Linked DNA regions of Homo sapiens: region 2 is linked to region 1. The links are chromatin contacts, found by Hi-C or POLR2A ChIA-PET in ENCODE. All regions are on one chromosome and are shown on one strand. Each heading gives the region's core, a stretch centred on a gene start or an enhancer-like site at or near the end of the contact. The rest is flanking DNA. Distances are from core to core; before and after follow the strand shown.

Region 1 (3,473 bases), core at 371-2,870:
CGACTAGGAAAGGAGACAGCAGGAGAGCAGTTAGACGTCCACTTAGAACGGATTCACTGCGCTATTAACCGTACCCGCCTCCCCCCGCACCGGCCCAACCTTTACACACAAACACATTCCCTCCCCCAATTAACTAAAGAAGCAATTAAACTATGCCCACCACCAGACTCGATGCTTAGGCTAAACCTCCCCCAAAGTAAAACAGCATTATCAAAAAAACACAACATTTGTCTTAAGGGTTTGGAAGCTGCCCCTTCCGTTATCTCCTCACCACGTAAGGTAACCAATTCCCTCCTGTCCCCCACCAGGAGTTCAAAGTGTGATTTCCCCCCGATTTACATGTGTTTTTATGTTTTTCCGCATTTTTCCGTCTAGGAAATGAAGGATTTCTTATTCTGAGGAAGGGAGAGACGCCGAGGAAGACAGGATTTGAGGTTTTACTACCTTCGTTATTCGAACTCCCCTCTAACTTGTTCCTGTACTAGAAACCCACTCACTATGGAGAAGGAAGGAGAGGGGCTGAACTGATGGACAAACGTTGTAAATAATAGGTTTTATGTAATCCACATATAAATAAATTAATCGCCTGACTCGCTCTGAATGCTAATACGATTGGGGTGACAATTGGCCCACCTCCCTCCCCCAAGTCCTAGTTAAACCCACCTACCACCAATTTCCATTCTGATCTATTTAAAAGGATACTCTATTCCTCTCAGTCAAGTTTCTCGGCTTCTTTAGGCCTCCCTGCATGCCCCCCTCGTCATCATCCTCCCTCAGCCTCAACTTCCCACGGCTTAAAAAACTGCCCCGCGCAGACCCCGTCTCCGGGCTCGCCCTCCCTCAACCGTCCCTCGCCGTCCCCCTGGGCAGGAAACCCCTTACTGCGGTCTAAAGTCTCTCTGGCCTCTCCCTTCTCTGACCCTCGCTTCCCACAACTGTTGTCACTGGAGCTGCTTCCTAGTTTCCATTTCCGGGCCGTCCACGGCCCCGGAGCCTCCCCTTTCCCGATTTCCGGGCCCCTCGTCCCATTTCCGGGGAACCCTTGCCGTCTTCACACCCCCCACCTGCACTTCCGGCCCCCCACTTTCTCTCTTCCCAGACACCCTCCAAGCTCCAAAGCCCACTTCCGGCCCCCCTTGGTCCCCGCCGAGCTCCCCAACACCCGCAAGCCTTACCCCGGTTCTGTGAAGGGCCCTCCTCATTGCGGGAAGCCGGAGGAGGGACCCAGCGACCCCTACCTCCCGCCAGGCCCCGGTCCCTCCGGCCGCGGCCGCCCTCGAGCGTCTCTCCCGTCCACCCCCGGCCCGGTCCTTCCGCGGCCCCGCCGCCGCCGGCGCCGGGAGCAGGCCAAGCGGGGGCCGAATCGCGGCGATGACACAACCGGGCTTCCTGGGACTTTCTGTTCCAGCTCCTCCCCCCGCCCCCCCAACCCCTCAGCTGGCCCCCTCCCCCAAGGCTTGCCCCCGCCGCCCAGAGCTGCGCCCCAATTACCTAGTTAGGCCCCAAAGTCTCCGGTCCGGACTCGGTGGCGCGGCAGTAACTTCCACTAGCTCCCCCCACCCCCCCCAGCGGCGCGGCGGCGGCGGCTCCGGGTTCCTTCAATTATCAGCTGAGCCGCAGCACCGCGCCCGGCGTGCGCCTCCGCCCGTGCCGCCTCCCTCCCCGCCTGCTCTGACACCCTCGGGGAACTACTTTGTCCTCGGGCTCCGGTTACGGGCTCGTCCGCGGGACCGGCACCGCTGCCTACTGGCGGCCCATCACATCGCCCCTCCCTCCCACGCCTCCCGGCTCGACTCTCTCAGCAGCCTCCGATCTCCGCCCGATCCCTTCGAGGGACCAGGAAGGGGACTGTGGAGATCTACTTGGTATCCCTCCGCCGGGGTCACCCCCTCCCCTCCGTGGTAGCAGGAACTAATTCCCCCTCGGGTCACCCGGGACCTGGAGCTGGAAATTTCACGGATCAGGGTTCCCTAAGACCCTTGGAAGAGGGGACGATCGCCCCAAGTTAGAAATCCTTCTGCCAGCTCATAAGCGTGGTTCAATTTAAACTAGGGTTTTGGCCCCTTGACCCCAACCAAGCCCCGCCCCTTCCTGGTTGTCTTAGCGACGGCGGTGGCGTCCCAAGATGGCGTCGTGGCTGCCGGAGACTCTCTTTGAAACTGTAGGACAAGGCCCGCCGCCTAGCAAAGACTATTACCAGTTACTGGTCACCCGGTCTCAGGCAAGTGCGAGCCGCGGTTTACCCTCTCTCCTAACTCCCTACCTGGCCCGGTTGGGGCCCGGGACGCAGGCTGTGCTAGGCCAAGAGCAACCGTAGCCCGCCGGAAGCGCCCAGTCCCGGCTCCGCGCCGGGAGATTTTCCTCGTCACCTCGGCCTCCTCGGTCCGACGGCCCGCGTGTCCCTGCTCTCCCCGAGCCCGGCTAGTCCCTGGCAAGCCTTCTCTGCCTCCCCGCGGTGCCGCGTGCTCCTTTCCCGCCACCCCGGCTTCTTACCCGTAGAGTTTCCTCCGCGCGAAGAGGAAAACGGGCGTCTCCGGCTTGCGTGCGGCCTCACCTCAGCGTGAGAAGGAGGGAAAGAACGACTCAGCCAAGTGTCCCAAGGAGGAGCCGGCTAGGGAGGGGAAAAGGAGATTGCCTCTTTTCCAGGATAGGAATTAATCATGGAGAATTTTATAAATCTCTTTGTGGCCTTTACGCGTGCCACGGCCACATCAAAACTTAGTTATTTCTAGTAGCAACTGACGATTGGGAGCTCTTACCTTTTGGAGTCCCTTCTATCCCATTGAAAGTGTGCGGGTGGTGGTATAAAAATGTTTCAGCTGCTCTGCGCTTCAGCCCCACCCATAATGACATCTGCTCCACAACAATAAGACCGAGGATTATATTATCTCCAAAGTAACCATCGGCCTATTTTTATGCCTACTTTGGTTATTGAAGGTGGGCTTTTGGATGATTTACTGTGTCCATGAAATTCTCAACTTGAGCGGGGCCTCCATTGGGAAGACGTTTCTAATCCTGGCTGAGTTTACGCCTGTCACTGAGTTATTCATGCACCCTGCCCTTTCAATAGATACTATTCCTATAAAATGAAATTTAGAAGTTTGTATATATTTGTTTTGGTGTGCATATTGATCATTCCCTCAGTTTTTCCAGGAGCCCTTAAACAAAATAGGTAATGAGTTAATTTTTTTATATTTTTGAAAGCATCTTTTAAAATATAAATGTTAATATATATTTTTTAATTTAAGATTTAGAAATATTACAAATGTAAAATCAGCCTGTCCAAAAAAAATTTTTTTTAAAACAGTACTGCTCCTTGCGGAGCAGGGCTAATTCATAGGCAGTGGGCCCAGGGTCAGACTCAAATTTTTAATTAAACTGTTCTTAGGGGGTTTTGCACATTTAGTGATGTATGAAATACTGAAAGGTATCCTTTTCTGTACTTTTTTTTTGGTGTTGTTTTTTTTTTTTTT
Region 2 (3,587 bases), core at 378-2,877, 1.9 Mb after region 1:
TGTTTGTATTTTTGAGATGCAGTCTCAGTCTGTTGCCCAGGCTGGAATGCAGTGGCGCAATTTCGGCTCACTGCAACCTCCACCTCCTGGGTTCAAGCGATTCTCATGCCTCAGCCTCCAGAGTAGCTGAGATTAGTAGTGCATCACCATGCCCAGCTAATTTTTGTATTTTTAGTAGAGACAGAGTTTTGCCATGTGGCCCAGGCCGGTCTCGAACTCCTGACCTCAGGTGATCTGCCCACCTTGGCCTCCCAAAGTGCTGGGATTACAGGCGTGAGCCACCGCGCCCGGCAACACAATCTCTTATCTAGAATAAATCGGTCACCTCACCGGAGGTTTTCCCTGCCTCCAATTCTCTCCACATCCAATCCACTCCTATAGCACCTAGCATGATCACTCTAACAAGGCAATTATTCATACCTCTCCTTAGCTTAAAAAGCCTAAGTAATTCCCCAGTACCTGGCATGTGGATTCCAAGACCTTTGATGACCTGACTCCAGCTCTGTACCCCTCATTTCTCACTCTTGAAAACCCTGGGGTCAAACCACTCTGGGTTTCTTTTTGACATCAGTATATGCTGCACAGTGCGAGCCTCTGTGACAATGGGCACTACCCCCCTTTTTTCCCCTTTTTGTCTGTTTTTTTCTTCCCCAACCTCTTCTGTGCTTCCAAAGTGTTGTCATATCTTCCCCATAGCATTTAACACATTGGAGCTTTTGAGGGTAAGAGCTTTGTTTTATCTTCATATAACTTTTCAGGACATAATAGGTGCTAAAGAAATGTTTTTGAATAAATGAATGAGTTGGTTGATGCTAGGCTCCTTTGCATTTGTCCTGTCTCATTTCTGCATTCTAACGCACGATAGGCAAATAGGGCTGTTTTTCTCTCTCATTTTCAAGACCTGAAAGACTGTGGTGTATACAGGAATCAGTTTAAGTGTTCAATTATGTGGCATTTCTTAGCCATCTTCCCAGGGGAGTTGGTAAGCACCAGATGCAACTCTATCAATGACATTTTGGTCATAGAACCATTGTTGGCTTAACCCATCTCTTGCTTATTTTAAAACATTTTCTGAATAGAGGTCAAGAACATCGTCTTCGGCCTCAGATAGCCTGGGTTTGACAAAGATAGCAAGCTTTGTCACTTTCTGACTTTTGGACTTAGTTAACTCACCTGAAAAATGGGAACAATAATACAAGCCACAGTTATGAGAATTCAACGAGATAATGCATGTACAGCACCTGGCACATGGTAAAACGCTCAATAAGTGGTAGTTAGTAGGCTTAATGTATCTCGGTGCCCAGGGGTAGCGCAGTAGCCATGGGGAGCTCCTGAGAGAGAAAGCACAGCCTAAGGGGAGGATTTGGGGCCCGGGATGGCGATGGCGACGGTTGGGCTGCAGTACCGTCTAGGCCGCATTCCTCTCCTTGGGCCCCTAGCCACCCCCTCCCCGCCTGGTTCCCGGGCTGCAGACTCTTCCCCGCCCCCTCGCTCCCACTTCCCCACCGGAGGTCGAAGGCTGTAAACGCGGCGGGTGGAACCTTGTGTGGGCGGAACGCGAGTGCAGCGGTGGGAGGCTTCCGGGGGAGCTGCACGGGCGACGGGTCGGCGGAGACAGAAAAGCGCCGGACGCCGGGGTGATCATGGACGCTTGACAACCTGCGGGCAGGCGCCGGGAGGCCGAGCCAGCGACTAAGAGGACCGAGAGGTGGCGTGGACAGGTAGGAGCTAGCGAGAGGGTGGGCCGAGCGGGGCCGGCGCTCCAGGCTCGGCCAGACGATCCGGCTTAGAGCCCGCCGCCAAGGAAGCCCGCGGCCGTGCCCGCCCCGCCCCCGCCTTGGGGAGCGCGTCCCGCGGCTCCTCACTCCACGCCTGCGGCCCTGCTTGGAGCATACCGCCCACCGTGAGGTCTGCTGCAGCTTGCGACCCTCAGCTTCAGTGCTGTGGCTGCTTTCGCTCTCCCATCCCCAAAGGCTGCTCGTTTGCCCCTCTCCAGTCCATCCAAATAGCGCCCTCCCCTGACGGGAATTTATCTCCGCTCTGTGCCTAGCCTCTGGCCCTCCCACTCCAGAAGAAAGCGACTGTCTCCGTCTCTTTACATTCTCTGCGCCCACAGGCTTTGCTCCTTAAGCCGAGATTTTTTGAAGGGACAGAAGTTTCTCTCCATTTCCCTACCCCCTCTCCACCCCCACCTCCTAACATTGGGACTCTTTGCAGAGATCCCCATCTGTCTCTTCACACGGGTCCTCTTGGAAGGGCCTTTTCGCTCCTTCCCTCTTTACCGTCACCGACCCTCCTTTCTTCCCTACTCCTTTCCTTCTTCCTCGTATCCTCTCCCCTTCTCTTTTCCCTTTCCCTTCCGTCCTCAAACTCGTTGTTCCCCAGCACTTCATTGTTTTTCCTGTGTCTGGCCGGACCTTCTTAGGTAACCCTAAGTGAGGCGACATACTTGTTTCTCTAATACTGTGAAAGGGCAACTAATCTGTGTGCCTGCCAACACAAAACTTAGTTCCTCTTGCACCAAACTATTCTTCAAATTGTTCTTTGCTGCACTCTACTATACCGTTTTTCGTTCATTTTGTCACGCTGCTCTAATATGTATCATTCTTGGAGGAGAAATCTTACCTGGAACTCCTGTACACTCAGCGTGTAATTAGATTACACAATTGAGGGACCCTCCTGTACTTAATGTCTTCGGAGCGCTGATACAATATTTTCACTGTTTTCCCAAATCTTTTTATCGTTTTCTTGAGGTTTTTTTTTTTTTACACATTCTGAAGTCACGTTTGGTTAAAATGTCGTATCAGGAGGAGGCCGAATACAGGGATTTTTCCCCATGGTCTTACACAGCATGTATGTTCTTAGTTTGAATATATCGCTACTTTTCTTTCAAAATGATGTCTCCCTTTATCTGTGCTTACTTGACTTGATTAAATGAGACATCTTTCTTGTCTGGTTTTTTGTTTTCCTTATCTGTCTGGCTGTAGATTGGATTCTGATGACACAGTGGGAGCTGTAACTGATTGCTTTTGCTTACATCCGGTGCCTCTGTGTATAGGCAGTATCCTCCATTTCTTAACCAGAATGTATAAACGAGGTGGATATAAAACAGCTGCTGAGAAACTCATGTGTTTTTCTTTAGGTCCTGGTCAGGTTTAAGGACTTAGAAGGTGTTGCCTCTGGAGGAGGGACAGGTGGAAGTGAAATGACTTTTACAAAGTGTGTTTCAAACACCAGAATTTAGGACAAGATCCTTTTAACTCCAGGTTGAACTCCACCCATCTCATAAGGTGGTCATTGCATCTGGACTCAGGAACTGTTTTTTTTTTTTTTTTTTTTGAGACAGTCTCGCTCTGTTGCCCAGGCTGGAGTGCAGTGGCACAATCTTGGCTCACTGCAACCTCCACCTCCTGGGTTCAAGCAATTCTTGTGCCACAGCCTCCCAAGTAACTGGGACTACAGGTATCTGCCACCAGCCTAGCTAATTTTTGTATTTTTAGTAGAGATGGGGTTTTGCCATGTTGCCCATACTGGTCTCGAACTCCTCACCTCAGGTGATCCACCCGCCTCAGCCTCCCAAAGTGCTG

The links. A loop is a pair of places that touch in the nucleus more often than their neighbours do. ChIA-PET counts read pairs that join two places held with the same protein, here RNA polymerase II (POLR2A). Pooled maps may share reads with other maps.
Region 2: a map of CD8-positive, alpha-beta T cell shows a loop between it and region 1 (8-fold over the local background). The contact joins the promoter of COPS7B here to the promoter of TRIP12 in region 1. A Hi-C loop is called at or near these places in 4 of 168 maps with a recorded cell type or tissue (CD4-positive, alpha-beta T cell, CD8-positive, alpha-beta T cell and naive thymus-derived CD4-positive, alpha-beta T cell) and 16 of 50 pooled maps. POLR2A ChIA-PET finds 5 or more read pairs at or near these places in 1 of 52 experiments (activated B cell).

The regions. Positions count from the first base shown.
Region 1 is chr2:229,920,389-229,923,861 of GRCh38, forward strand. It overlaps TRIP12 (thyroid hormone receptor interactor 12), which reads right to left and starts at 1,621. Exons shown (of 42, transcript NM_001348323.3): 1 at 1,492-1,621. FBXO36 (F-box protein 36) reads left to right here and starts at 2,115. Exons shown (of 4, transcript NM_174899.5): 1 at 2,115-2,221. The coding sequence starts at 2,126. RefSeq lists enhancers at 1-38, 676-1,176, 1,177-1,677, 2,334-2,393 and a silencer at 1,114-1,503.
Region 2 is chr2:231,784,818-231,788,404 of GRCh38, forward strand. It overlaps COPS7B (COP9 signalosome subunit 7B), which reads left to right and starts at 1,628. Exons shown (of 7, transcript NM_022730.4): 1 at 1,628-1,721. RefSeq lists silencers at 1,266-1,345, 1,356-1,535, 1,626-1,885.